2 separate regions of the Homo sapiens genome follow, and region 1 is linked to region 2. A link is a loop called in an ENCODE intact Hi-C map of the cell type or tissue named here. Cell type or tissue: HCT116. All regions are shown on one strand. Each heading gives the region's core, and the rest is flanking DNA. Links, peaks and the distances in the headings are about the cores only.

What was found. Hi-C counts contacts between places; a loop is a spot of excess contacts. Peaks named below come from ENCODE experiments on the same cell type or tissue, not always from the same donor. Only the 100,000 strongest peaks of a DNase experiment are listed, where the experiment ranks them.
Region 1: a loop joins it to region 2, with 2.5 times the contacts of the local background. A loop is called at or near these places in 1 of 110 quality-filtered maps.

The regions. Positions count from the first base shown.
Region 1 is chr5:2,144,318-2,160,001 of GRCh38, reverse strand. No RefSeq gene overlaps it. Among named protein-coding and RNA genes, the nearest start is that of CTD-2194D22.4, 260 kb to the right of the region's middle. RefSeq lists enhancers at 1,877-2,377, 6,476-6,645, 12,728-13,227, 13,922-14,421, 14,422-14,923 and 1 more and a cis regulatory region at 6,560. In HCT116, for the core only: a CTCF peak has its summit at 8,506 (motif pointing right); DNase peaks (open chromatin) are centred at 8,551 and 10,651; H3K4me3 peaks cover 797 bases; H3K27me3 peaks cover 1,507 bases.
Region 2 is chr5:1,665,590-1,681,273 of GRCh38, reverse strand. No RefSeq gene overlaps it. Among named protein-coding and RNA genes, the nearest start is that of MIR4277, 35 kb to the left of the region's middle. In HCT116, for the core only: no CTCF peak of the experiment used is centred there; a DNase peak (open chromatin) is centred at 7,773.

The DNA of each region.
Region 1 (15,684 bases), core at 4,123-12,122, 480 kb before region 2:
TTGGGGTTCGCTCTGCTTTCCCCTCAAAGGCTCTTCATGTGGGTCATAAACCCCCCCATGCCCTCCTAGCTGTGTGGCGTGATCCGTCCAACCTCCAAGCGGGGTTCTGGGTATGTTCCATTCTGTTTCTGTAGGCAGCCACAACAGGACAGAAGGGAGTCGTTACTCTTCTTAGGACATCTTTTTGTACTGTTTCAATTTGTTTACAATAAATAGTCTTTATAGTCAAAATAAATAATAAAAAAGTCATTCAAAAAGAAGCAGTTCTGTCTCCAGCTTGCTCTCCGTGTTAACGTCAGAAGAGTTTCTTCACTGTAGGTGCCCTGCATCCGACAATACCATGGCAGGATGGGGTCCCCAGACACTTCTCACCATGAGCTTCCTTCCAGAAAATCTGCACCTTGAGTTCATTCAGGCTTTAGAGTTTCACCAAGCACGAGATGAATCTGATCAACTTTTCAGCTCCAGGCACTTGGTCATGTAACAAGTGTGGGAAATGATTTCTAAATGCAGCAAAAATTATTAAAGCTCAATTATTCATGGTGGCACTGATTATTTCTTCCATGCTCCCTCCTATCTGTCAAGCCTGGGTTCCACTTTCAGATGAAATACAACGCTCGGTCCTCAGACAGCCCCAGAGGTGACAATTAATAATTAAAGACCAGTTGATGATAATTACATGATAACTTTATTGACCAAGCTCAAACGGACGGAGTGATGGACTCAGAGCCTGTGGAGGAGAGGAAGCCCCCTACCCAGCACCAACCAGGGCTTCCAGAGGGAAGTTGCATTCCCAGCAGCACACGCCTGTCATGTGCAATCCCATTGAGGATTGATTGGGGTTTTATTCATCGAAAAGCTCACTTTAAGATCTGAGAGTCACCTTTCAAGGTTCTCGTGGAGTTCAGGGGTCGCCCACGCCCACTGCTCCAAGCTACAGCACCCTTGGAATAATTAGAAGGATGGCAACGTCAGCTGTCTAAGCCCTGCTGCTCACAGCCAAGAAAAACAAGGGCTGTGTACTAGAAAAGTTCACACAGAACCGGGTGGAGAGTAATCAGATAGACTCCCTCGGTGAAACACTCTGCGGGGGAGTAGTTTTTATCTGGAAAGTACCCTTCACGTTACCTTCACCATTTATTGCAAGAGTCATGGGATTCCTTTCTGGAGAAAGGCAGGATATTTGCAAGCATTTTGTTAATGTCAGAACCTTTGTGGGGCTGAGTTGCCATGAGATGCTGGAAGTAAAATGGAGGAAAACACAAAAGAAAAAGGTAAATTTGGGAGTGAGCTAGTTTTCAAGAACCTGATAGCAAACTCTTCCTATGGTCATTTTTTAAATTGGTTGTCACAGACTTATCAAGAAAAACGTCTTGCCACTCAGCAGCAATACTTAGGGAGCTGATTTTTTTAAAAAATCACAATTCAGATGATGCTGCTCCCCGTTGTTCTCCAGGTGCATCCAGATTGTGTTCCTGGTAGCTGCCCTGACCCACAGTGCCCAGGGCCACCTCTGTACTCTGCTGTGTGTCCACCATGCTCTGTCGAAGAGCATTTTGATGGCATGGAATATAAGAACTGTGGGGAGGCCTGGATGCTTCCACATGAGCTAGAGAACCTGGAGGAACAAAATGAGACCATGGCTTTACACATCCCGTTCCAGCTCCAGGTATGAAACTGAAATAAATGTCTGACTCATAACTCAAGAATCCAAACCCGAAGACTTGGCATGGGAACGTGTAGGCAGGATCCAATGGGGCTGTGATTCTCAGTCCCTCAAACTCTGCCCAAACCCCTCTGACAGTAGCTGGATCCCTTCTTCCCATCTGCAGGGTTCATCTCCCCTTGCTGCAATAACCCGGCATTAGAGCTCTCAAGAGAAACAGAACCAACAGAGAATGCATAGCTATATATAAGATGATCTCTTATGGAAATGTTATGGAGGCCGCGAAGCTCCCTGATATGCTGTCCAGGCTGAGGAACCAGGAATCGCCACTCGGTGGTGTAATTCAGGTTGAGTCTGAAGTCCCAAAACCAGAGAAGCTGACGGTGTAAACTCCCAGCCTGAGACCAAAGGCCCGAGCACCCCGGGAGGCTGTCAGCACAGGTCACAGAGTCCAAAGTCCCAGTAGCCAGGAGCTCCAGTGTCAAGGGCAGAGGGCGCTGGTCTCTTTTGTTCTTTTCAGGCCCTCAGCAGATTGGTTGATGCCACCCTCACTGCTGATGGCAGATCTTCTGTACTCAGTGCACTGGTTCAGATGCTGGTATCTTCCAAAAAGTCCCTTGCAGACACACCCAGAAACAATGCTTCACCAGCCCTCGGGCATGGCCTAGCCCAGTCAGGTTCACACCCCAAATTAACCACCCCTCCTCCGCCATGACCTCTCCTGCGATCCCGACTTGCAGGGGAGGCTGGTGCTCCTCCAGACCCATGCCCGGCTCCTCCCATCCTTCCTGCATCTGTAACCAGATGCACGCACGAACAGGCCCAGGGCACTCGCAGTTGATGGGAACAGGATTCGGAGCTGCAGGCAGGAGGGAGAGAGCACTAAGTGTGGCCCACAGCACACATTGCATGCACCAAGGGCTCACAGGGCTTCCCCAGCTTATACTGACAGAGACCTATATAAGATGCCTGGAAGGGGGCCTTGGGATTGTTCTACCTGGGTAGGAAGAATATCACACAAGAAAGGGCAGGTGAATGGATATAAGGGCTCCAAGCAGAATTCTGAACTCATGGTGCCATTCCTGTGTGTCTCTGGCAGTGTGCTTAGCTGGTTAACCATAACTTGTACCCAAAGGCCATCTACAGTGAATGTTTTACCAGAAACAAGTCCCAATCCAGACCCAAAGAGAAGGTTCTTGGACCTTGTGCAAGAAAGAATTCGGGGTAAATCCATAGAGTACAGTGAAAGCAAGTTTATTAAGGAAGTAAAGGAATAAAAGAATGGCTACTCCATAGGCAGAGCAGCAATGTGGGCTGCTCATCTGATTATACTTACAGTTGTTTCTTGATTATATGCTAAACGAGGGCTGGATTATTCATGAGTTTTCCAGAAAAGGGGTGGGCAGTTCCCAGAACTGAGGTTCCTCCCCTTTTTAGACCATATAGGGTAACTTCCTGACGTTGCCATGGCATTCGTCAACTGTGGTGGTGCTGGTGGGAGTGTCTTTTAGCAGCTGATGCATTCTAACTAGCGTATAATGAGCAGTGAGGATGACCAGAGATCACTGTCCCCGCCATCTTGGTTTTGATGGTCTTTAACCGGCTTCTTTACCACATGCTGTCTTATCAGCAAGGTCTTTGTGACCTGTATCTTGTGCCAACCTCCTAGCTCATCGTGTGACTAAGAGTGCCTAACTTCCTGGGAATGCGGCCCTGCAGGCTTCAGCGTCATTTTACCCAGCCCCTATTCAAGATGGAGTCACTCTGGCTCAAACACCTGTGACAAATGTTGAGATTCAAGACCTCCCCTGTGTACCATGGAGGAAGCTAGCCAGGGGCTGGGTGAGATGGGAATGTGGAATAAATATGTTATGCGAGCCAGGCTCACTACCCCAGGGAGGACACCTGGTTCAGCACGTCCTTGAGAATGCTCCCGCGGGAGAGGCACAGCCACGCTCCAGTGAGGAGGCTCTGCAGGCCGAAAGCATGGCAGGAAGGGTTCTTACATAGCAAAAGAGTGAATACACGTATCTCCTTACGTGGCAAGAGATGGAAATAAGCTCCAGAACGGAGCTTATTCTGGTTTCCCCAGATGAACCCCAAGCACAATTATGTGTCTCCATAAAGGGGAAAGGTAGAGGAAGTTTGGGTCAGTTCCACCCAGAGGAGGAGGCCACGTGAAGGTGAGGTAGAGATCAGAGCGATGCGGCCACAGCTGAGGGACCCCCGGAGTCACAGAAGCCATCCGGGGCAGGGACGATCCTGCCCTGGAGCCGCTGGAGGGAGTGCGCCCCTGCGACACCCTGATTTTGAACTTCTGACTCCCAGAACTGTGAGACAAAAAATGTCTGTTGTTTTAAGCCACCCGGTTTGTGTTACACCTGTTACATGGTTCCCCAGGAAACTCATGTTCCCCAGCGCGGGGAGGGCTGCGTTCATTTGGGTTCTTTCCTGCGTTCTCTATGCTTCACAGAGTTCCAGAAAAAGCCAAGTCCAGAACATACTATCCGTGTTCGAGTATGCAGATGACTAAGTGAATCATACCTATGCAGGGCAAACACGTAGCCCCACCTCTAGCGTGCGCCTGACGAAAGCAGGGGAGTGTGGACTCCGCAGGCCCTGCGTTCAGTGGTGGATCGCGGCAACTCCGGGGAGGACTGCGGAGGATTCCGTCTACCTGTCACGGTTCACTTCCACAAATAAGTGGAAAAGTTAGATGCAAATGTTTCAATGTGCTCATTTAAGGTGGAAGGTTCATTTCTGTTTATTACCTTATCTCATAATTTTGCTGTGGTTTTTTTTCAAATTGCAAAGTAAGAATAAACAATAATTCTTAAAATTTGCATTGCTTCCAAACTGATTCATTTCCCTACAGCACACAAAAAGCGCCCCATACAGATGTTTTAAAACTACAGCCTGTAAAACCCCAGCCTTATGATTTTGAGGACAGGAGCATTAAAAAACAAACTATCCGGCATCTTTCAATTGACATCTATCTGTTTAATGGTTTAAACTCTATTGCTTTGGTAATGTTCTCCTAATGCCCCATTCATTTTGTCATTCCATCTCTGAAAAAATCTAATCTTGATCTCCGGCTCTCCATTTTTCTTACCTCTTTAATAATAATCCCGGCAACAGCATATCAGTATGGAAATTGCTTCTGAAGAACGTTGTAATAAATATATGGCAGGCATATTACATAGGATTTGCTTACTTTTGATTTAAAAAGCCAACATTTAATCTAAGAAGTTAGAACTCAGAGTATACATCTTGCACTTCCAAAGCTCGTAAGTAAATGCAGATCAGGCTCTCTCCCTCCTCACCCATTCAAAATTCATTGCTTGCCATTTGCCTCTTAAACAGTGGGTGCAGGTCACGATTGCATACTCCAGTGCTGGGCAAATATTGACTCTAACCGCAGGAACCACCTGGCTCTGGGCAAATGGCTTCGGCTACGGAGTAATTGGGGTCTTGACGCGGGAGCAGGGTCTGAGGGCATCATCAACCCCCTGTGTGAGGAGGTCCAGAGATGAGGGATTAAACTTGTTTGGATGTTTCTGCATGAAGAGTTGCTTTGAGATGTGTAGAGTTAAATAATTTGGACATTGATTATATTATGGATATTTTAATACAAAGGAATTGATGTGCAACTAATGTTGAAATGTTATTTTAGTATCTTCTCCAGAAAGGCCAGAAGAGGCCTGACCAACAAGAAAGAACAGAATCACACATTCATTTCTATTAACACCTGCTTTCTGGATAGAAGAGCAAGGGCCTTTTCTTATTGTTGAATATAGAGTATGAAATTTAAAAATTTTAGAAAAAAAGAATATTTGAAATTATCAATTCTAATGCTCTCAATTCATACAAGGAAATTGAGGCCAAAAGAGATGAAATACCTCTGGAAGGCCTGAGCCATCTGCATCCTGAGTTCTCTGGCCCTGAAATGGGTTCAAAGTAATCACGACCGTATTATTTGACTTGAATTCCAGCCAACACCTTGGTGCCATGACCGTCATTTCTATTCTGATTGTCACAACAGCCTCTTAACTCTCCTACCTACTGCCGGGGTCCCTCCACTCACGTGGTGACCACAATGATCTTCACCAGATCAAAGTAAAAACAGATCCTGCTTGTGCTTAAAGCCTGTCCACACCCCAAGTCACCCTGTGAATAAAGTCCCAAATGGGTAATACAGACTAGAAAGGCCGCAGTCAAGCTCCTGTTGCCCCATCCAGCCTGTCTCTCCCACCTCCCCACATACAGCTCTGGGTGAGTTCCCGGCCCACCGGCCTCCTGCACGTGGTCGGAATGTGCCCTCGGCCCTCCTCGCTGTGGTGTGTGCTGTTCCTGTTGTTGGACTACTATTCTCCTCACTGTGATGTGTGCCGTTCCAGTCGCTGGATCACTATTCTCCTCGCTGTGATGTGTGCCGCTCCCATCGCTGGCCCACTATTCTCCTAGCTCTGATGTGTGCCGTTCCCATCGCTGGCCCACTATTCTCCTAGCTCTGATGTGTGCCATTCCCATCGCTGGATCACTGTTTTCCACCTTGCACCCTTTTCTCTTGACTGAGACAACTTTATTCAGGTCTTGGATCCGACTGCCTTTGGTTAGAAGTTCTTTCTGAAGCCCCAAGATGGGACTGGTCTTTGCATCTGTCCAGCATCCTCTCTGCCAGCAGACGGCTTTCCCTCCTCATGCCCCCATGGTTCCTGGCAGGGCTGCGCATACCCCCTGGCTGCAGTGCTGGCAGTGGCCTGGATGCATCTTGAAGGCCTGCCACAGTCGAGGTTCCAGGTGGACCTAGAAGGCCCGCCAGCCCTACTGATTTCCCCGGGATCTGATATGCAGGTTTAGGAGAGGTGAGTTCACTTTCCTCTGGTGTACCTGGAGGCATGGCCCACCTGCTGTGTCTGTGGCTGTGCCCACCAGGGTGGTGCCCAGTCCTCCCTCACTGCTCACAAGCAGCATCCTGAGTGGGAAAGAAAGTGCCAACTGGGAGACAGAGGCCGAGCCACAAGACAGACAAAAATGGCCCTAATGTCAGAGTCTGGGTGCCCAAGCCCACCATCCTGGGCTCCCCAGGCCACCAGCCATTCTCTTTGTTTGTTCAAACCAGTTCATGTTGAGTTCTGCCCCTTTTAACCATGAATGTGATGATGCCATCACCTTCCTCATGGCCTCCTGCCTTTTTTTTTTTTTTTTTTTTTTTTTTGGTGGATGGGGCAGTGGGGGAGGAACCCTCTGATTGTTTCTGCATTGACTGGTTCCCCACAGGAATGCCAGGTCCCAGGTCCCTGCGATGGTTCACATTCACTCTATGCAGTGTCTGTAGGGGTTCGTAAAATGGGAAGTCAGGAGGTAGTTGTTGAAAAAGGGAAGAAAGATGTAAGGAGAAAGGGAAGGAGAGACAGAAGAAGAGAGGGAGGGAAGGAGAAGAGGTAAGAAGAGAGGAAGGGAGAGAAGGAAGAAGAAAGGGATGGAGGGAGAAAAGAAGGGAGGGAGGGGTGAAGGGAGAGAGAAAAAAGAGGGAGAGATGGAGGGAGAGACGAAAGGAAGAAGAAAAGGAAGGTTCTAATATTTTACTATATATTGCTGGAGGAAAGAACTATAGGCTAATATCAAGGAGAACTCAGGTTCAGCCTGGCTTAGCCACAAATCCACTGAGTATGACCAAATCTCCACTCCCATTGACTCTTCAGTCTTCCATCTGTGCAGTGAGAGTGCAAATGGTCCATCTTCCATCTGTGCAGTGAGAGTGTAAATGGTCCATCTTCCATCTGTGCAGTGAGAGTGCAAATGGTCCATCTTCCATCTGTGCAGTGAGAGTGTAAATGGTCCATCTTCCATCTGTGCAGTGAGAATGTAAATGGTCCATCTTCCATCTGTGCAGTGAGAGTGTAAATGGTCCATCTTCCATCTGTGCAATGAGAGTGTAAATGGTCCATCTTCCATCTGTGCAATGAGAGTGTAAATGGTCCATCTTCCATCTGTGCAATGAGAGTGTAAATGGTCCAAGACCCTCCCCAGCCTCGACACCACTCTGTGAGATGGGGACGAGATCTTCAGGTGAGTCTGCTGCCACTGAAGGAGTCCACGGAGACTGGGAGGCACCCAGTGTGGACTCCATAGCCTGGAGTCAGGCATGATAAGGGGTTGGACTGAACAATCTCAAAGCTTCTTTCTGAAACATTTGTAAATCTCTAGCTTATAAGGGAAGGGTAAAAATAAGATTGTGAGGACCAATATCTGCCCAGGCTCAAAGCCCCAGCACAGCACCTGTTGAATTATTATTATTATTACTTTATTTTAAGTTCTGGGATACATTTGCAGGTTTGTTACACCGGTAAACGTGTGCCATGGTGGTTTGCTGCACCTGTCAATCCATCACCTAGGTATGAACCCTGGCATGCATTAGCTATTTATACTGATGCTCTCCCTTTCCCCAGCTCCCCAACAGGGCCCTGTGTGTGTTGTTACCCTCCCTGTGTGCATGTGTTCTCATTGTTCAGTTCCCATTTGTGAGTGAGAACATGTGGTGTTTGGTTTTCTGTTCCCGTGTTAGTTTGCTGAGGATGATGGCTTCCAGCTCCATCCATGTCCCTGCAAAGGACATGATCTCACTCCTTTTTATGGCTGTATAGTATTTCATGGTGTATATGTACCACAGTTTCTTTATCCAGTCTATCATTGATGGACATTTGGGTTGATTCCATGTCTTTGCTATTGTGAATAGTGCTGTAATAAACATATGTGGCACCGGGTAAATTGTTGAGTGACCCTGAGGTTCTGGAACCCAGGAAACAAGTGGCTGTAGTTGGGTGATGTTACCACTAGATGTCGCTAGTCCCCCTCGGGCAGCAGAACCCTGGGTTTCTGCTCTTCCGGTACCTGGTAGGGGTCTGGGCCCAGAACCGGGGGCCAGGGCAGGCGTCTTCAGTTGGAGTCTCCCTTCCTGGCCAGGTGAGGCAACAGACAAGGAAATCAAAACGCAGAAGGTTAGTATGGCACTGGCTTTAAAATTGGATCTTGAAAGCAATAAAATAGACATACAAGGTAGATATTTCCTGTGGACTGAAGTTCCAGGGAGCAGTTACCAGAACAATCAGGATTTGTGGGCACAAGGGGCCTGGGTGGCAGTGGGCTTCCCAAAGCCCCTTTCTTCAAGCATTGACCGGCAGGCCCCCGAGTCCAGCGGGAGTTTCTGGCTTGGGCCTTCAGGTGCCCAACAAGGCGCCATGCGGGGCACTTCCCATGGCCTGCATGGGTTACGCAGGCATCTCCAGTGCTCAGATCCCCCTCCCACTGCCCTGACCCTGACCCTGCCCAGGAGGCAGCCTGGGCTGCTGCATGAAGACCCTCAGCTGTGCACAAACCACAGGACGGCTGATTTAAAACTCAGGGAACAGACAGAGCAGAGTCGCATCCGAGCCAGCAAGACCCTTGATCTGGTTTGGCTGTGTCCCCACCCAAATCTCATCTGGAGTTGTAGCTCCCACAATTCCCATGCGTTGTGGGAGGGACCTAGTGGGAGATAATTGAATCATGGGGGTGTTGTTCCCCATACTGTTATGCCAGTGAATAAGTCTCACGAGATCTGATGGTTTTATCAGGGGAAACCTCTTTCGCTTGGCTCTCATTCTCTCTCTTGCCCCCGCTACATAAGAAGCGACTTTCACCTTCTGCCATGATTGTGAGGCCTCCCCAGTCATGTAGAACTGTGAGTTCATTAAACCTCTTTTTCCTTATAAATTACCCAGTCTCAGGTATGTATGTATCAGCAGCGTGAACAGAGTAATACACCTCTTCCGTAGAGAGATGAGTCTTTTCAATTAGAAAATGTTCAACTCCTAAACAGCCCATTCAATGCATGTTTCAAAGATGGTTGCCTGTCATTTAATCTTTGCAAATAGTGGAGAAGGGGGCACAGATGGGCCATCGGACACCGTGTCCGTGTTTCTTTGGCGTCTCCTGAGATCCTGATACACTCCATGCATCTGATGCTCTGCAAGGTTCTCCTGCAAATGCACATCTCCCCCACAGGGGTAGTGGTGAGGGCTTCAATGACAAAGGCAATGATGAGGACCCACACAGCCCTCCAGGTGACAGAGGACTCTCCTGTACGTGAGCTCCTCTGATTCTCCCATCAGCCTCGCGAGGTGGGCTGTGTTACCGTTGCAGAAACATCACCTGTCATATGGACCCTGACTCTGCCATGGGCTATTTCCCGAGTGGCCAGGGAGTCTGGTACCCCCAAGGCCAGGGAAAGGCTGGCTCCTGGGAGGTAGTCCCCAAGTCCCTAATAAAGAAACCCTCATTTTACATGAGGAAGGAGAGAGAACCTGTCCCTGACATTGTCGAACATCAGTAAAAACCAATGCTGACCCTAAAAGCAGCAAAGAATGAAAATTAAGAAAAACAAAAACAAGAAGCCACAATGAACTGGCTTCTCTGTGGTGCATTCTCCAGAGGACACTGGGTGCTTGCAGGTCAAGGAGGTCCATGGTGTGTGAGGAGAGGAATTTCACGCAGTTCTGGCCACAGCCTCTGCCCTCAAGCTCCCAGCACAAACCCAGAGGCTCTGGACTCACTGGGAGTCCAAGGAGGCAGGTGTCTCCCAGGCAGGGCAGAGGTCAGCAGGAGCCCTGAGCCTCACATGCATAGCTGGGACCCAGAAACGCCGTGTCCACCTGCCCATCCGCGGACCTGTCTCCCGCTGGCTACAGTTGGAGACTCCAGGTGGTCTAGTAACCAAAAAAGACTTCAACACCAAGCCTGTCTCTTGAGAGGGGGCGCACGCCTGCCTCCAGCTTCATTACCCGGCAAGGATGCAAGGAGTCTCTCCCAGGCCAATTATTCCCACCCAAACTTCAAACACCGATCCACAAAAATTAATTCAATGGGAACTAGCTTGAAACCCGATCACGCTGCTGCTGCTCTGAAGTCAATAACACTTAACCCCGGGCTTCCAGCTGCTCACTCGGTGGCTGGGTAGTGCCCGAGTGACTCATCCTGAAAGAAGCCAATGAGTCAGCCACGCAGAGGCCACCCGGCAAACGGAGGCACAGCTTCACTGCAGCAGAGCGGCCCGATGAGGGGCTGTGTCACATCCATCTCCCACCTGTATCGGGAGGAGGGACAATGACCACCTCACAATGCCACAGCAGCAGTGGAGTCTTTCTTCCTGAGAGCGTCACAAAAAAATCAGACTTTAAAAAATGCTTAAAGATGATGTCTGTTCAGTCTTGAAACAGCAAGTAACACAGTTGTAGGTATAATTGCCAAACAGATTATTGTCCGATCTGATGTCTCTGCAGGGTGCAGGGGGGCAGAAGTGCAGCTGCTGAGGGCCAGGCCCAGACCAGGAAGGCCAGAAGGATGTGCTGAAGATGCTCCTGGTGTCACATTTGCACACTAGATGGTCTCTGGCCACTCGTGGACCACAGATGGGGCAGGGGCAGGGAGTGCTGGTCAACTGGCCCTCTAGAGAAACCCCATCTGTGGCCTTCGTACATGTCCACATCCCACGACCTGGAGCACATGTCCTTGTGCTGCCACCAAGGAGAGGGAGAGGACACACTTCCCTGGAGGGTTCGGGTCATGAGACTTGGGGCAACTGTTGTGTGTACCCCCATCCTCTGTGTACCCCCTGTTAGTCATCTGCTGTGAATCCTGCTTGGGGCAAGACAAAGGAAAAGCCTGGGTATAGGCTTGGAGCAAACTGGGGTGAAAGGTGGGCCAGGTGTCCACAGAGCCCAGCTGCTGTGGGAAAACCTGAACAAGCAGGGTCCAATAAGGGAGGGCGGCTTTCCCTCGCCCAAAACCTGGCGCAGGTAGGCCAGGGCGGGGGCCAGCAGGGCAGGTCAAAACCCCCAAGCCCTTCTGCCAGGGTGGCGACACCCTCAGCACACAATCGCATCTGTGTTCTCCCTCCTGTCACCAGCAGAAGGGACACAGTGAGGACACTCAGGCTGAAACCACGGCCCGTCTGCCAGAACCTGGCCACAGTCTCTCACCTGCAGCTGGAAAGCTGGGGCTGGTGGCTCGAGCTTGGGAACACGGCCCAGTCCCTCTTGGTGAGAATGGGTATTGGGAGACAGCAACAGCCTCTGCTGCCGGTCAAGGACCAGTTGGGGGCGCCTCCAAGGCCCTACCCTGAGGTTGTGACGTGGAAGGGGGCACCAACATGCTGAGGGTGAACTCATGGTGTGAGCAGTGTGGCAGACCTGGGATGTTTGCAAATACGCAGGTTGTCTGACCTCAGGATAACTGGGAATGGCCAGGGTTGGGGATGCCAAACTGCCCTTCACAATGGGATTAGCCCACTAAACCCTGCGGCACCCCTGCACAGAAGTGCAGTGGAATGCCCTGGATATCCTGGGCACCCAGCAGGAAGTGGCACAGAGCAGAGGGTGACAGCAGGAGGAAGAGGAGGGGGTGATGGGCTCTTCAGGGGAGGCCAGGCTTTTCAGCCAAGCAACTGGGACTGCCCCAGGTGTGGGCTGTTCCTGCAAACCTGAGGGTCGTGTAAATCCTGGGGAGGAAATGAATGGGAGAATTAAAGTCTCCTGTAGTTCAGGAGGTGGGGCTCAGAGCCACAGCAATGAGGCCAGGCGCGGTGGCTCAAACCTGTAATCCCAGCACTTTGGTAGGCCAAGGCGGGCCGAGGTCAGGAGTTCGAGACCAGCTAGGCCAACATGGTGAAACCCTGTCTCTACTAAAAATACAAAAATTAGTCTGTAATCCCAGCTACTTGGGAGGCTAAGACAGGAAAATCACTGGAACCTGGGAGGCAGAGGTAGCAGGGAGCCTAGATTGCACTCCATTCTGGGTGACAGAGCAAGAGTCCATCTCAAAAAAAAAAAAAAAAGTCATTGAGAAGATTCTAGGAGCTGAGCCTTGGTGGCACTGGGGCTGAGAAACAGGTGCAGTGGTGATGTGGGGACCCAGGTGAGAGTTGAGAAGGTGGCGTTTGGAGGGATGGTTCAGCGGGAGTGGGCTGAGCCTCATCAGGGAAGAGACATAGAAGGATGTGGTTCTGCGGACATGGCGTGTGGAATAGGAGACACAGTCAAGGCCAACTCCAGCTGACTTGGGGCACGCACATGCTCTGCAGGGGTAGTTCCTCTCATCCTCTCACCAAGAAAACTCAGCACCAGAAAGAGAAGAGGTTTGTGGAAAAGACAACAAGTTTACTCTGGGATGTGTTAATGCAATGGGCTGCATGTGTTCACCCCTCCCCAAATCCATGTGTTGAAATCCGAATCCCCAACATGATGGTGAGGAGGTGGAGGCTCTGGGAAGTGATTAGGTCATGATGGTGAGGAGGTGGAGGATCTGGAAGTGATCAGGTCCTGATGGTGAGGAGGTGGAGGATCTGGAAGTGATTAGGTGGTGATGGTGAGGAGGTGGAGGATCTGGAAGTGATTAGGTCGTGATGGTGAGGAGGTGGAGGATCTGGGAAGTGATTAGGTCGTGATGGTGAGGAGGTGGAGGATCTGGAAGTGATTAGGTCGTGATGGCGAGGAGGTGGAGGATCTGGGAAGTGATTAGGTCGTGATGGTGAGGAGGTGGAGGATCTGGGAAGTGATTAGGTCGTGATGGTGAGGAGGTGGAGGCTCTGGGAAGTGATTAGGTAGTGATGGTGAGGAGATGGAGGATCTGGAAGTGATTAGCTCATGATGGTGAGGAAGTAGAGGATCTGGAAGTGATTAGGTCGTGATGGTGAGGAGGTGGAGGATCTGGAAGTGATTAGGTCGTGATGGTGAGGAGGTGGAGGCTCTGGGAAGTGATTAGGTCGTGACGGTGAGGAGGTGGAGGATCTGGAAGTGATTAGGTCGTGATGGTGAGGAGGTGGAGGCTCTGGGAAGTGATTAGGTCGTGATGGTGAGGAGGTGGAGGATCTGGAAGTGATTAGGTGGTGATGGTGAGGAGGTGGAGGATCTGGAAGTGATTAGGTCGTGATGGTGAGGAGGTTGAGGATCTGGAAGTGATTAGGTCGTGATGGTGAGGAGGTGGAGGATCTGGAAGTGATTAGGTCGTGATGGTGAGGAGGTGGAGGATCTGGAAGTGATTAGGTCGTGATGGTGAGGAGGTGGAGGATCTGGAAGTGATTAGGTCGTGATGGTGAGGAGGTGGAGGATCTGGAAGTGATTATGTCGTGATGGTGAGGAGGTGGAGGATCTGGAAGTGATTATGTCGTGATGGTGACGAGGTGGAGGATCTGGAAGTGATTAGGTCGTGATGGTCAGGAGGTGGAGGATCTGGGAAGTGATTAGGTCGTGATCGTGAGTAGGTGGAGGATCCGGGAAGTGCTTAGGTCGTGATGGTGAGGAGGTGGAGGACCTGGGAAGTGATTAGGTCGTGATGGTGAGGAGGTGGAGGATCTGGGAAGTGATTAGGTCGTGATGGTGAGGAGGTGGAGGATCTGGAAGTGATTAGGTCGTGATGGTGAGGAGGTGGAGGATCTGGAAGTGATTAGGTCGTGATGGTGAGGAGGTGGAGGATCTGGAAGTGATTAGGTCGTGATGGTGAGTAGGTGGAGGATCCGGGAAGTGATTAGGTCGTGACGGTGAGGAGGTGGAGGATCCGGGAAGTGATTAGGTCGTGATGGTGAGGAGGTGGAGGATCCGGGAAGTGATTAGGTCGTGATGGTGAGGAGGTGGAGGATCTGGAAGTGATTAGGTCGTGATGGTGAGGAGGTGGAGGATCTGGAAGTGATTAGGTCGTGATGGTGAGGAGGTGGAGGATCTGGAAGTGATTAGGTCGTGATGGTGAGGAGGTGGAGGATCTGGAAATGATTAGGTCATGATGGTGAGGAGGTGGAGGCTCTGGACGTGATTAGGTCGTGATGGTGAGGAGGTGGAGGATCTGGAAGTGATTAGGTCGTGATGGTGAGGAGGTGGAGGATCTGGAATTGATTAGGTCGTTTTGGTGACAAGGTGGAGGATCTGGAAGTGATTAGGTCGTGATGGTGAGGAGGTGGAGGATCTGGAAGTGATTAGGTCGTGACGGTGAGGAGGTGGAGGATCTGGAAGTGATTAGGTCGTCAGGGTGCAGCCCTCCTGAATGGGATTAGTGCCCTTAAACCAGAGGCCCCAGAGGCATCCCTGGCTCCTTCCACTATGAACCAGAAAGTGGGACCTCACCAGACTGCAAGTCTGCTGGATGATTTCATCTTGGGCTTCTCATCCTCCAGAGCTGTGGGCAATAAATTTCCATTATTTATCAGCTACTTGGCCTACATATTCTGTTATAGCCACCAGATGGACTAACAGTTGAGTTTATAAATCTATAAACATCTTCTTCTAGAGGCTGAAGTCCAGGTTGGGGCATCAACCTATGAGACAGCTTGCAACTGCTGTGGCTGGACAACCTGTGGTGCCAGAGCTTCTCAGCCCGGCATTCTCAAACCACGTGGTGGTGCAGGGCTGAGGAAGCCACGGGCATACTCCAGCCTCATGTAGGGAGCCTCCTACCATAGGTGGTTTTGCAAAGGGATTTTCTCCAGCCTCACAGAGGGAGCCTTCTCCGAGAGGTGGTTTTGCGGAGGGACTCTGGGTTTGCCTCCTTTTGCTGGGCTTGCACTTCTCTTTGTCCTCCCGGGTCTGTTACTCCATCTCCTTCCAGGGTTGGGCTTTTTCTGAACACCTGGCTGTGCACATGCATGCTAGGACTCCATAACCTGCTCCACTCAAAAAGGAGAAGAGATTCAGAGCCTGTGGGTGGAACAGGGCTGCTGACCAGGTGAGGTGTCCTGGCGTGGGATGGAGGAGAACCCCAGCCGGGCAGCATGGAGAGATTTGGAGAAATCCAACACGTGTGGGCGTGAGGTTAAAACCCTCCTCTGTGCCACACAACAGCCGAGTCATGATTGCTCATACATGATCCTGGGCAGGTGCACTCTCGCTGGAATGTGTCTGTTGAGGGAGAGGGAGGTGGGGTGCATTGGTGGGATCAGCACCTGTGGCCTCAGAAGACTGTCACCTGGTTCTCTGTCACCCAGTGGCTTCCCA
Region 2 (15,684 bases), core at 3,893-11,892:
CCTGACCCCCGGCTGTCTCTCTCTTGCTCCTGGTCTAGCCATGTGATGTGCCTGCTCCCTGTCATCTCCCACCATGATTGTAAGCATCCTGAGGTCTCCTCTAGAAGCCAAGCAGATGCCAGCACCAGGCTTCCTGTATAGTCTGCAGAATCATGAACCAATTAAACCTCTTTTCTTTATGAATTACCCTGTCTCAGGTATTTCTTTCTTTATAGTAATGCAACAATGACCTAATAAAACACTTTAAGTCAAAAACAGTCAAAGAAGACAAAGAAGGTCATGACATAATTTAAAAGGGTTCAATTCAGCCAGAGGATATAACAATTCTAAATATATATGCACCCAACACGGGAACACCCAGATACATAAAGCAAACGTTGTATTTAGAGGGAGAGATAGACTATAATACAATAATATTTGAGGACTTCGACACTCCACTCCTGGCATTAGACAGATCATTGAGACAGAAAATCAACAAAGAAATGTTGGATTAAAACTGCATATTAGATGAAATGGACCTAAGCAACATTTACAGAATGTTTCATTCAATGGCTAGAGAATACACATTCTTCTTATCAGCACATGGGCCATTCTCCAGTATAGACCATAAGTTAGGCCACAAAACAAGTCTCAACAAATTTTTAAAAATCAAAATTATATCAAGTATCTTCTTAGACTGCAACATAATAAAACTGGAAATCAATAACAAGAAGGACTTTGGAAACAGTACAAATATGTGGATATTAAACAATATGTTTCTGAATGCCTATTGGGTCAATGAAGAAATTAAGAAAGAAATCAAAGAATTTCTTAAAACAAATGTAAATGGAAACACAGCACACCAAAACCTATGTGACACAGCAAAATCAGTGCTAAAGGTAAGTTTACAACAATAAACACTTACATCACAAAAGCAGAAAGATTTCAAATAGACAACCCAATGATAAACCTCAAAGAACTAAAAAAGCAATAACAAACCAAATCCAAAATTACTTAATCATAGATAAAAAAGAATAACAAAGATCAGCACAGACCTAAACAAAATACAGACTAAAAAAAACAAAAATCAATGAAAAGAGTTTTTTAAAGAAGATAAACAAAATTAATTAACTGCTAGCCAGATTAACCAAGAAAAAAGAAAGAAGACCCAAATAAACAAAATCTGAAACAAAAAGGAGACATTAAAATTAATACCACAGAAATAAAAAAGACCATCAGAGGCTACTAGGAACAATTATATTTTAATCAATGGGAAACCTAGAAGAAATCGATGACATACAACATACAAAGATTGAACCAATAAGAAACAGAATACCTGAACAGACCAATAATGAGTAACAAGATTGAATTAGTACTAAAAAGTCTCCCAACAAAGAAAAGCCTGGGACAGGATGGCTTTACTGCCGAACTTTACCAAACTTAAATTTAAAAAACAAACACAAATCTTCTCAAACTATTCCAAAAAATTGCAGAGGAAGAAATTCTTTCTAACTTATTCTATGCGGCCAGCATTAGCCCCATACCACACCAGACAAAGACACAACAGAAAACAAAGCTACAGGCCAATATCCCTGATAAACATAGATGCAAAAATTTTCAACAAAACTCAGGCAAACTGAATCCAAAAATGCATCAAAAGATAATACACTGTAATCAATTGGGTTTTGTCCCAGAAATGCAAGGATGGCTCAACACATACAAATCAATAAACATGGTGAATATCACATCAACAGAATAAAGGACAAAAATCACATGATCAATAGATGCAGAAAAGTATTTGACAAAATTTAACATCCTTTCATGATAACAACTCTCAACAAATTAGGCATAGAAGACATCAACATAATAAAGGCCATAAATGACAAGCCAAGAGCTAACATCATGCTGAATGGGGAAAAGCTGAAAGCCTTTCCTCCAAGAACTAAAACAAACAAGGATGCCCACTTGTCACCCCTCCTATTCAACATACTACTGGAATTCCTAGCTACAGCAATCAGGCAAGGGAAAGAAATAAAAGGCATCTAAATTGGAAAAGAGGGAGTCAAATTATCTCTTTTTGCACAAGATATTATCTTATATTTAGAAAAACCTAAAGACTCCAGCAAAAAAACTCTCAAAATTGATAAATGAATTAAAATTTCAGAATACAAAATCCATAGAAAAAAATCAATATCATTTCTATAAACAATAACAAGCCAGCCAAAAGAGAAACCAATAAAGTAATCAAATTTAATGAAGAAGGTGAAAGACATCTCTAAGGAAAACTGCAAAACACTGATGAAAGAAATTAAAGAGGATACAAACAAATGGAAAGACATCTCATGCTTATGGATCAGAAAAATAATATTGTTAAAACAAGCAGAATACCCAAAGCAATCTACAGATTCAATGCAATCCTTATCAAAATACCAATGACATTCTTATAGAAATAGAAGAAACAATTATAAAATTCATATGGAACCAAAAAGATCCCAAATAGCTAAAGCAATCCTGAGCAAAAAGAAGGAAGCTGGAGGTATCACACAATCTGACTTCAAAATATACTATAAAGCTAAAGTAACCAAAACAGTATGGTATTGGTATAAAAACAGACAAATAGCTAAATGAAACATAATACAGAAGTGTTAAAAGAAAAAAAAACTACTAGTCAAGAATACTGTAGAATACTAGTCAAGAATACTTCATAATGGAACAGAACAGAGACCCCAGAAATAAATCCACATATTTTCACCCAATGATTTTTGACAAAGGTGCCAAGAACATATATTGGGGAAAGAACGCTCTCTTCAATAAATGGTGCTGGGAAAACTGGATATATGTAAGCAAAAGAATGAAATTAGAACCATATATCTCACCATATACAAAACTCAACTCAAAATGGGTTACAGACTTAAGTGTTGGACCTGAAACTATAAAACTACTAGAAGAAAACATAGAGGAAATGCTCTGGAACATTGGTCTAGGCAAAGATTGTGTGGCTAAAACCTCAAAAGCACAGGCAACAAAGCCAAAACAGACAAATAGGACTATTTTCAACTAAAAAAGCTTGCTCCCAGCGAAGGAAACTATCAACAAAGTGAAGAGACAACCTGCTGAATGGAAGAAAATATTTGCCAACTATTCACGCAACAATGGATTAATATCCAGAATATACAAGGAGCTCAAACAACTCAACAGCAAAAATAATAATTTTGTTTAAAAGTGGACAAAGTATCTGAATAGACATTTCTCAAAGGAAAACACACAAATGGCCAATGGGTATGTGAAAAAATTCTCAACATCACTAATCATCAGGGAAATGCACACCAAAACCACCATGAGATATCATTGTATCCCCGTTAGAATGGTTATTATCAAAAAGACAAAAGATGACTGCGCATGGTGGCTCATGCCTGTAATCCCAGCACTTTGGGAGGCTGAGGTGAGCAGATCACATGAGGTCAGTAGTTTGAGACCAGCCTGACCAACATGGTGAAACACTGTCTTTACTAAAAATACAAAAATTAGCTGGGCTTGGTGACACACTCCTGTAATCCCAGCTACTCAGGAGGCTGAAGCAAGAGAATCGCTTGAATCCGGGAGGTGGAGGTTGCAGTGAGCCAAGATCATGCCACTGCATTTCAGCCTGGGCAACAGAGTGAGACCCTGTCTCAAAAAAGAAAAAAAAAAAAGACAAAAGATAGCAAATGCTGGTGAGGATGTTGAGAAAAGGGAACTCACACACTGTTGATAAGAATGTAAATTAGTGCAGCCACCCTACTACTGGGTATTTATCCAAAGGAAAGAAAATCAGTATATGAAAGGGATATCTGCACCCCTATGTTTACTGCAGCAGCAACACTATTCACAATAGCAAAGATATGGAATTACACCAAGTATCTATTAGCAGATGAATGGATAAAGAAAAGGTGGTATATACACACAATGGAATACTATTCCACCATAAAAAATGAAATCCTGCCATTCATGGCAACATGGATAGAACTGGAGGTCACTGTGTTTAGTGAAATAAGCCAGACAGAAAGGAATATTACATGTTCTCACCCATATGTGGGAGCTGAAACAGTGGCTCTCATGGAGATTGACAGCGGAATGATAGTCACCAAGGCTGGGAAAGATTGGCAGGGTGAATGAAGAGTGGGAGGTTAATGAGCACAAAAACACACAGTCAGAAGAAATAAGTTCTAGTGTCTGATAGCACAGTGGGGTGACTATAGTTAACACAATATGTTGCATTTTTCAAAATAGCTAGAAGAGAAGATTTAAAATGTTCCCAATTCAAAGAAATGATAAATGTTTGACGTGATGGATATTCTGAACCCTGACTTGATCATTACATATTCTATGCATGCATCAAAATAGCACATGCCCCATAAACAGGTATTAATATCATGCATCAATTAAAAACATTTTTTTAAATCAGCATTTCAGGTTGGAATTCCATTGTCTTCTGTCTTACATTGTTTTTGATGGGAAGTCAGTCATTATTTCTGTCTTTGTTATTCTGTATGTAATATGTTTGCCTACCCTGGACTACCTCTAAGATTATTATTTTTATAATTCATTGTCAGTAATTTGATTAAAATGGGCCTTGGTGTGATTTTCTTTGTTCTTTGAGTTTCTTTATCCATGGGTATATATCTTCTCCAAATCCAGAGAAATTTCAGGCATTATTTCTTCAAATATTTTCTGCTCTCTCCCTTTTTCTTGTATTCTCACTACACACGTTAGGCCTCTTGATATTAGCCCACAAGCCAAAGAAAATCTGATCTTTTTTCAGCCTTTTAAAAAAGTTTTGTTCCTTCTGTTTGGATGATTTCTATTGATCAGTCTTCAAGTTCATGTTTCTTCTGCAGTTTCTAGTCTGCTCTTAAGCCCATTAGGTAACTTTTTATTTCATATAGAAGGTCTCTAACTCATGGTGGTTTAACTTGATTTTTGAACATTACGATGGTGTAAAAATGGTATATAATCAGTAGAAACCGGACTTTGAGTGCTTAAGCAACCCTTCTCTTTTTTGGCTTTTAGTACAGTATTCAATAAATTACATGAGATATTCAAGACTTTATTATAAACTAGGCTTTGTGCTAGATGATTTTAGGCTAATGTAAGTGCTCTGAACACATTTAAGGTAGGCTAGGCTAAGCTATTATATTTGGTGGTTAGGTGTATTTACTGCATTTTTTATTTACAATATTTTCAACTTACAATGAAGTGGCATCTGTATTTGTTTTTCACCTCTGTAATATTATTTCTTTATATTTATATTAGTATTATTTATACTTATTGTAAAGAAATAGTATTTTGTTTTTCATCTCTGTAATACTATTTCTTCATATAGTTTTTTTCCTGTTCATTATGTGCAATTTTCCTTAAGTTCTTGGATCTACTTCTATTTTATTTTTGAGACAGAGTTTCGCTCTTGTTGTCCAGGCTGGAGTGCAATGGCACAATCTCGGCTCACCACAACCTCTGCCTCCCAGGTTTAAGTGATCCTCCTGCCTCAGCCTCCTGAATAGCCGGGATTATAGGCATGCACCACCATGCCTGGGTAATTTTGTATTTTTAGTAGAGACAGGGTTTCTCCATGTTGGTCAGGCTGGTCTCGAACTCCCAACCTCAGGTGATTGCCCACCTCGGCCTCCCAAAGTGTTGGGATTACAGGCATGAGGCACCGCGCCCAGCCTCTTGGACCTATTTCTAACTGCTATTTTCAATTTCTTATCTGCTATTTTAATCATCTTTGTCATTTCTGGATCTTTTTCTCCATGGACTGGGTCAAGTTTCCCTGATCTTTTGCATGCCTAATAATTTTTATCGGGTGATGTGCATTGTGACTATTACGCTGCTGAGTGGCTGCATCTCACTGCCTTCCTTTAGTACACGTTGAGGACATTTCCCCCAGAAGGAAGTGAATTTCCTCGTGGTCCAGGTGCTTTCTTTGAAGGTTGATTTAGGCTTTATAGAGTTGGAGATAGATTAGCCTTCACCCTAGATCTGGTTTGGCCCTGATACTAAGGTATGCCTTTTCTGGGATCTTTACTAAAAGTCCTAGGCATTCAACAAAGTATTTCTACCCTGCCTGGTCAGAACTTGAATTTGTCCCAGCCCTGTGCCACCTCTGATAGTTGTTCCTTGTCCCACCTTAGCAACATTTCTTTGTCAACAGAAATAGCAAAGGTGGTGGAATTAGCAGGGAAGCACTTTTAAAAAGCTCTTATGAATATGTTCAAGGATTCAAAGCAAACTGAACACGATTAATCTTTATTTTTGCTGATTCCTATTTAGGATTTTCTCAGACTTTGTTGTTTTAAAGCTTCATTTTGATGTGTCTAAGGATGGATTTCCTCTTGTCTAAATGTTTCTTGCGATAATTGGGATTCTTAAATGTCTGTATTGGTGTCTCTAAAAATTTCTGCACATCATTTCTTCACATGTTTTATCTGCCTCGTTTTCTCTTAGCCCTTCTTTCATTAGACAAATCTGTTATTTCCTAAATCCTCCTGGGAAAGTTACCTCTTCTTCTATAGTGTCCTTTTAAAATATTTCTGTTTGGGGAATATTTTTAGCTGATTTTACAATTTGCCAATTCTCTTCTCTGTTGTGTTAATTTTCTGTTACACCCATCTATTGAGGTTTTTTGCTATTTTTTAACATTTTATTTCTGGAAATTCTACTTAATTATTTTGCAAATTATCTATTTTTAAAAAATTTTCCTGATTCCTGCAGATATTTTTAAGACTATTCTTAATTTTTTATTTTATAATCCATGTTTAATACTTGCAATTTCTGGATTCCTTAAGGGCCTGTATTTAGGAAGTCTTAGTTGTACAAAGCTGTGTGTTTCTAGGTTACTCAGAATACAAAGAGAGTGGAGGTGGCTGGGCACGGTGGCTCATGCCTGTAATCCCAGCATTTTGGGAGGTCAAGGCAGGTGGATCACCTGAGGTCAGGAGCTCGAGACCAGCCTGGCCAACATGGTGAAACCCCATCTCTACTAAAAATACAAAAATTAGCCAAGCATGCTGGCACACGCCTGTAATCCCAGCTACTAGGGGGTGCTGAGGCAGGAGGATCGCATGAACCTGGGAGGCAGAGGTTGCAGTGAGCTGAGATCGTGCCACTGCACTCCAGCCTGGGCAACAGAGGGAGACTCCATCTCAAAAAAAAAAAAAAAAAAAAAAGAGAGAGAGAGAGTGGAGACAGGGCGGGGCACAGGGGCTCACATCTGTAATCCTAGAATTTGGGAGGCTGAAATGGGAGGATCACTTGAGCCCAGGAGTTCAAGACCAGCCTGGGCGAGACGAGCCTTAGTGAGACCCTGTCTCTACAAAAAAAATAAAAAAAAAAAAACCAGTCAGGCATGGTGGCATGTGCCTGTAGTACTAGTTACTTGGGAGGCTGAGGCAGGAGGATTGCTTGAGCCCGGGAGATGGAGGCTGCAGTGAGCTGTGATTGCACCACTGCACTCCAGCCCAGGCCACAGAACAAGTCCCTGTCTCAAAAAACAAACATATATATATATATATATATAGTGAGAGTGGGATTGAAAAAGGACTTTATTTCTCTAGAGAGTTCAAAAGTATTTCATAAAAGGGGATATTTCTGTTAAATTCATAATTCATTTTTTAACTTTGATGTCCACAAACTCCTTGTATGTTAGAAACTTTACTTTGTCTTTTGTGGATGAGGAAGCTGAGGTCTGGGTGAGATAACGTCTTGCTCGGTTCTCCCAGTGGCGAGGCCTGGACTCACTCCAGCTGCTCTGATTACAGTTGGATGACGTTTAGGACACAGGCTAAGAGACATGAGACGGCCGCCCGAAGGTGAGAGGGCGCCAAACAAGCGTGCGAAAAGGAAGAGCTGCTGGGAATACCCGAGCTTGAGACCAAGAAACTCACACGGGCTTCCCTGCATGTCACCAGAGGGTGGCACGGAAGTGTCAGGACAGGTGGGGAGATGGATTAGGACGGGAGGCCGAGGAGTGGCAGAAGACAGGACAAATCGGCCTGCATGCTCCTCCCCGGCCCTTCATGCTCCTTACCGCCTTCCGTGCTCCTCACCACCTTCCATGTCCCTTCCCAGCCCTCCATGTCCCTCCCCGGCCTTCCGTGTCCCTCACCAGCCTTGTGTGTCCCTCCCCGGCCTTTAAAGTTTGCAGGGGCTGCCGCCTGCTGCTCGCCTCAAGCCACGGTATGTCACAGTGACTGAGTGATGAAAAACACCTCTCAGAAAAGTGAAATACCATTTCCTCATCTCAGTATGTTTTGCTCAGAATTTGAGGAATTCACACCTAAACTTCTTGTTCTCGCATACTTGAATGTTTAAAAAAAGAGAACCACGTTGGTTTCTGTGTGAACATTTATAAGATATGCCCCAAATCCCAAACATTTATCTGAAAAATAAACCTCGAACTCTTTATCATAGCGTAGCCCTCCCTCCCCGTTTGGCGGATGCCACCCCCACCTCAAGACCCACTGCATACATCACACACACAGCGGCTATGACTCCTCCTGCCCCGGGGGTCCCTGCACCTCGGGCAGCCCTGAGCTCTTAGCCCACTGAGAGACCACTCAGCACCACACCCCGCGCTCTCCCCGACACCTCTATACCCATCACTCCCCTCCACCAGGCACCTGGCGGCAAGGGAGGGATTTACATCCTTCTTAGGTGCTCTGAGTGAGTTCTGCAAGCTGTCCAAGGCCCTGGGGAAGAAGGCAGATGCAGATGCAAGCTGGCTCCCCGAGTGTGGATGCACATCAGGCCCGGGCTAGGCGCTCGCATTAATGACCTTCGCAGCACCAGGAAAGGCAGGCATTCCGGGCTGGGCATTTCGTGTCATATTCTCAAGGTCAAGCAGCTATTAGATGGCAGAACCCGAATTTTAATCCTGGTGCGTCTGACCACCCCAAAACACCAGACTCTTTGCAATCTACTATGTTGTTTTAAAAAAATAAATTACTTTTCAGTGATGGTGAATGAGCTAATAAAAATTACACTGCGTGGCAAAGGGCAGTGATGGTTCCTTACTCACCCCCGTGGGGCCGACTACTTTGTTCCCTCAACCCCCGGATAATGTTGACTTGTGCTGATGCTGTCAGATTTCCTATGGTCAGTCCTTTTTTGGAAAAACAAGGCTCCCCTGTAACCAAAAGAAAAGTTGACATGTCCCCGGGGCCTGCAGTTATGGGTGGGGCTTGAACGTCACCCGAGTCTAAGCAGCTCTCTGCCCGTGAAGCTGGGGGTGGCACAGCCCCTCTGCCCCTGAGCGACCCCACGCACACCCCTAATCTCCACTCCTCGCTCACAGACGTCATGTCAGCAGCTTGAAATGAGCCAGGGTGGGGGTATTAACACCACGGAAGTCAGCGCACACTGCAGATCAGGGCTGTCTTCCCCAGACATAGAGCTTCCCAATATTTACAATCACGCCACGGGAGTACACTAGGAAAAATATGTTGAGAGCCCGGGTGATCTTCCTCATGCATTGGAAATATAAAATTAAATCAAATTTAAAAACTAGAGGGTCAACATTTGACAACGGTTCATACATGAAAGCATAAGAATAAAACTACTATAAAGTAAATTTTAGTGACAAGTTTTTTTAGTGGCGATAATACGTACGAGTCCTTTTTAATGCTTTAACATGGGGATTGATGCCACCGTCACAGGGCAGCCACGCCCCTCGCCCGAGACTCTGGGAGTTGCTCTGCAACAGCACTTGGGAGGCCTGGGGTGCCTCCCATGGACACAGCACCATCCGTTTTCAAGCGATCACTTTAAGAGAAGCGCCATGAATGAAATCCATCAGCCACCCTAAGTTTCTCCAGCATATGGCTGGCTCATGAAAACAGAAATGCCCTCCAACTTCAACCTATGAGGCCTTGAGCCTGTTTGGGCAGGAGCTGGTGCTTCTGGTGCTGCGGCCAGATGCTGTGCCTGGTACCTCAAGCATGAAATCAAGAAAACTCTTCCAGCTCAGGTTTATGACATTACTGGTCAATGTCACAGAGGAATACAAAGCTTCTCTATCTTTCCTAACCACGCAGTCCATGCTTGGGCAATTCACTGAACAATGGCGATGAAACACCCTCATCTCTATCTCTGCACGCCAAACACAGAATTCTCTCTTGGCCCCCTTACAGGGCTGATGTATGAGCCAAACCTGGCCCAAGGAGGAGTCCCAAAAGGTTGCAGAAGAGCCGATTATCCACCCCATGATACCCACATTCCCACCCGCCTTCCATCTCTCAGGAATCAGGAATCAGAAGGGGTCTACTTTTCCCAGAAAACCTTTATTGCTTCTACCTGGGTACTTTCACTGGTCCCAGGAAGGGAGAACACATTCAGGTAGGATTAAGTTCTACTGTTTCCAAATTTGGAAAGGAAAGTTCTTTTGTCCTCCAACATTTGGGAAGGAGAAGTGATGCTTAAAAGAGAGCCCCTCAATGGAGTATCTCAAGGCTCTTCAAACAGGTGACTTCGTCTTATGAATAAATTATGGAAACTCCTTCTTCTTCCAGAGTTAGCAATGTTACAATTAATTATGTACCTGATGACAATGGATTTGGAAATATGGAAACGTGTCATGAATGTCTCAATGTGTGATCAAGACTTTTCTGTAAGTAGCTGAGTCACCATCACCAGAACCTCTTCCTCTTGCAAATGAGCCTTCAGCTGCAGACTAGACTCCCAGGATGGTGGGCAGGTCAGCTGATGGGGTGAGTGCATGTGCATGTGGGAGCCACACACGTGTGTGACTAACTGCATTTGGCACTATTTATTGTCTGTGCTTCTTTTCCTTTGTAAGAGCATTAAAAATTGACCACAGTATGTCATCATCCCAACTCTCCTTAAGAAGCTTCACTTTTCTTTCATGCTGCTAGCCTGCTGTAAGCATTTGTCTTGCTTTTAGATATTACCTAAGATAATAGAATTCCAAAGTAGACACCTACATTCTCAGCTTTTGAACTTTCCCTGTGACTTATGTGTCCTGAGCACAAGGCCATCTTTATATTGCGATGAACAGAATCTGGCTGAAGATTTCTATACACTGTCTCCTTCCCACTCCGTGCAGTGCACATCTGTGCTTGGCAAGCCTGCAATGCTCACAGCCCCTGCTTGAGGGTGGAAAGCTTCAAACACCCAGGGAGTCCTGTGCCTGAGCCAGCTTTGCTCGTCCAGGTCCAAGGTAGACAAGTGGGGTTTAGGGGTGAATGGGGGGTGGGCCCTGCTCATCACCTTCCTCAAGCTGAGAGTGCTGATGGACAGGGCCTCCACAGTACTCAGCCCTTACCCTTCACCCTTATCCTCAGCTTTACACAATGGACGTGACAAGGCAAACCCTGGCCTGAGGAAAGGGGGTCCACACTCTGTCCTGTTTCCAGGCCTGGGAACCCCCGGCTCTCTGTGTGCTGTGGAAAGGGCTGGAGGGAGCCGGTGTGCAGCTGCTGGGCTTCTGCAGATGTGCGTCCTCAGAGCTTGGTGCCCCCGGCTTTCTTTGCCGTGCCGTTCTCTGTGGCACAAGTCTTCTTTTTAGCTGAAGCCTCCTTCTGTAGACCCCAGGCCCCTCCCTGTCCTCTCCTCTGAGAGGTATGGCACTTGACTAGGCAGCCAAGAAATCCTGATGCTGGCAGGGTCCACGGGAACAGGCTGGGCAGGACCATGGTCAGGGGTCTGTCTTAGACACAGCCCTTACCAGATAGCTGAGGCCCTACAGAGGCGTAGAGGGCCAGGGAAGTCACTGCCCTACTGCCACATACCCAGGATGCATGGTTCACCATGCCCCCAGCTCTGGCACTCACACAAGCCCACAAGTTCAGGGTCCCAGCTCTCTTGCACAAACCCTGTCCCCACCCTGCTGGCTCATCATGCCTCAGATACACATGAGCCTCAGATTCATGTGGCCAGATCTTAGCCTCCTTCATCACCAGGTCTGCTGGCTGCATGCTGTGAACCCCAAAATTCTGAGACAGGTCTCAATTTAGAAAGTTTATTTTGCCAAGGTTGAGGCTGCGCAGCTGTGACAGCCTCAGGAGGTCCTGCCGACATGTACCCAAGGTGGTCAGAGCACAGCTTGGTTTTATATATTTTAGGGAGATATGGGACATCAATCAGCATGTGTAAGATGAACATTGGTTTGGTCTGGAAACGTGGGACAATTCAAAGCAAAGGCGGGACAACTCGAGGAAGGGCTTCCAGGTCAAAGGTAGGTAAGAGACAGATGGCTGCGTTCTTTTGAGCTTGTGATGAGCCTCTCCAAAGGAGGCAATCAGATCTGCATTCATCTCAGTGAGCAGGGGGAGACTTTGAATAGAAAGGGAGGCAGGTTTGCTCTAAGCAGTTCCCAACTTGACTCTTCCCTTTAGCTTAGTGATGTGGGGACCCCAGACTTATTTTCCTTTCACAATGCCCACAGCACCCATCCAGGAAGACACCTCATCATAGAGAGGGGTTCAACGTGGAGCTGGGGACACTGGTGGGGACGTGGGAGCCTCGACATTTCCTCCACAGCTGCTCACTGCCCTCGACAAGCTTGGGTCTCTGCACACAGCTCTAACCCGCAGAACACGCTGCGGGATTCCTGTGTCCCACGGTCCCCAGCGCTGGCCCTCCTCTCCCGAGGCCAACAGCGACCTTCCAGCTTTCGGAGCTTGTTGCCGCTCTGCTGTCTTCACTGGCTAGACACCCCCACACTCTCTTCCCTGTCAAGGCCACCCTCTCCTGCGGGCGGGGCTCCGTGAGTCACACTCTCACCCCCTCCCCCAACACAGCCGCAGCACGCAGCCCCCACACCTGCCAGCCCCCACGCCTCCCTGCACACCTGCTCTCTCTCAGGCAGGAGAGCTCACTGCACCTGCAAGGTAGGCAGAGGCCAGGCTGGGGAGGACACACCTAGCCCTGTCCTGCCCTCGCCCCCAGGGTGGCCAGAAAGACTGCAGAAGGTCCCCGCAGGCAGATGTGAGCACTGCGGGTTATTCCAGGCACTGCCCCAACCCCTACTGAAAAGCCCATTTTCACCACAACCCCAGGCTGGGCCACAACCCCCCGGATCACCCACGGCCGCGAGAAACCTGCAGAGCGCCCTGCAGACAGGGCAAAAGGGAACCCAGGCCCCAAGGGGGACTTCAGGCCTCCAAACCCAGAGATTTCTCTGCAAGCTCGTGCCCTTGAGGGCTGGGGGTGGGGAGCCCAGCGCCAGGCCTGGCCGCGCAAATGCTGGGGGACAGGAGCCTCCAGGGCCGGGGAGAATACCCGCCTGTCCAGGGTACAGAAGTGGAGGTCAGGGGAGAACCTGGAGGTGGGAACGCGGAGTTCCATCCGGGGCGAGACCCCTCTCCCAGCGCAGGATGAGGGGGAAATTCTGCCATAGACTCCCGGGACACCTCTCCCGAGCCCGGGGCACAGCGGAATCCCTGGCTTGGCCCTACGCCCCCTGCGATCTCCACGGCGGCTGAGAGTTGGAGCAAAAGCCCAGAAGCGAGGCGGGAGGGCGAGGCCAGCGTACACGCGGGACCCCCACTGAGGCTCGGTCGGGCCCACTGCCGTCCCGGGGTCACCGCCGCCTCTTCCCAGCGCCCCTGAACCGCTTTGACGGACGCGTTGGCTGCATCTACCGCCCACGAGGCTGCCCGGAGGGAGAACGCGCGCCCCCGCCCCGCGCGCCCCCTTCCTGCGCGCCCCCGCCCCGCGCGCCCCCTTCCTGCGCCCCCCCCAGGCTCGGGGGGGGTCTCCTATCTCCGCCCGCACCTCCGGGAGCCGCTCGGACCCTCAGACCCAAAGGCCTCGCTTCCCCGGCGGCGCCCGCGGTCCTGCAGGGGCCGGAGCCGAGACCCCGAAGTCCGCGGCTGCAGTCCCCGGTTCCCAGGGCAACGGCGCCACCGCTCGGCGGGCGCGGAGACTGCACCGCTGGGGCGAGACCCGCGGGGAGGGGAGGAGGGGAGGAGGGGAGGGGAGGAGGGAGGACGAGAGGGGGGGAGGGGGGAGGAGGGGAGGGCGGCGCCGCGGGGAGGCCAGGAGTCCGCACTTAGTCGGGGAAGAGCGCGAGAGAGAAGTGTCTGTCCCAGGCCTGGGTTGGGGCGCAGGAGGAGGGCGGGAGACGCAGCCCCGGGGCCACCGCCTGCCGCCTGCGGAGCGCCCTTTAGAGGCCCGGGAGCCCAGGGACCATTTAGTTCCCGCCGCCCGCCCCTTCCCTGCAGCCGCTGGAGTTGAGCTGGAAGGTGCTGCCTTCTAGGAGGTGCCACAGGCAGGCAAGAGACACGGGATCCCCCTGTCTCAACCAGTCCGGGCTGGACGGGGACACCCTCTGCCCCTGCCCCACCCTGCCTACCCCTGCTCTATAAAGAGTTCCCCTTAGGACAAGATTGTCCAACCCACCGCTGGGGCAGCATGCGGCCCAGGATGGCTCTGAATGCGGCCCAACACAAATTCGCAAACTTTCTTAAAACATTATGAGATTTTTTTCAGCAAGAAAAACACAAACAATTCCATCAACAAGTGGGGTAAGGACATGAATGGACAATTTTCAAAAGAAGATATACACATGGCCAAAAAGCATATGGAAAAATGCTCAACGTCACTAATGATCAGGGACATGCAAATCAAAACCACAATGTGATACTGCCTCACTCCTGCTAAAATTGCCATAATCCAAAAAATCAAAAAATAATAGATGTTGGAGTGGATGGCCCAAGACAATTCTCCTTCCAGTGTGGCCCAGGGAAGCCAAAAGATTGGACACCCCCATCTCACAAGAAGACCAGGGACCCTCCAGGGGCAGCCCAGGGGCAGCCCAGGGCCAGCCGCTTTGTGAGAGACACCTGACACAGGATTCCCACGTTCTCACCTGGACCTCCACATCCTCACCAGGAGCTCCATATCCTCACCTGGACCTCCACATCCTCACCTGAACCTTCACATTCTCGCCTGGACTGCCCCACGTTCTCACTTGGACCTCCCTGTATTCTCACCTGGATCTCCACTTTCTCACCTGGACCTTCACGTTCTCACCAGGACCTTCATGTTCTCACCTGGACCTCTATGTCCTCACCTGGACCCCCACATCCTCACCCGAACCTCCACTTTCTCACCTGCACTTCCCCATGTTCTCACCTGGACCTCTGCATCCTCACCTGGACCTCTGCATCCTCACCTGGACCTCTGCATCCTCACCTGGACCTCCGCATCCTCACCTGGACCTCCACATCCTCACCCGTCCTTTTGCATCCTCACTTGGACTTCTGCATCCTCATCTGGACCTCCACATCCTCACCTGGACCTCTGCATCCTCACCTGGTCCTCCGCATCCTCTCTTAGACCTCTACATTATCACCTGGACTTCCATGTCCTCACCTGGACTTCCCCTACGTTCTCACCAGGACCTCTACATTCTCACCTGGACCTCCACATGTTCTCACCTAGACCTCCCCATATTCCCACCTGCACCTCTATGTCCTCACCTGGACCTCTGCATCCTGCCTGGACCTCCCCACATCCTCACTTGGACTTCCCCATGTTCTCACCTGGACCTCCACATCCTCACCTGGACATCTACATCCTCACCTGGACTTCCCCATGTTCTACCTGGACCTCCACTTTCTCACTTGGAACTCCACGTACTCACTTGGACCTCCACTTTCTCACTTGGACCTCCACGTACTCACTTGGACCTCCACTTTCTCACCT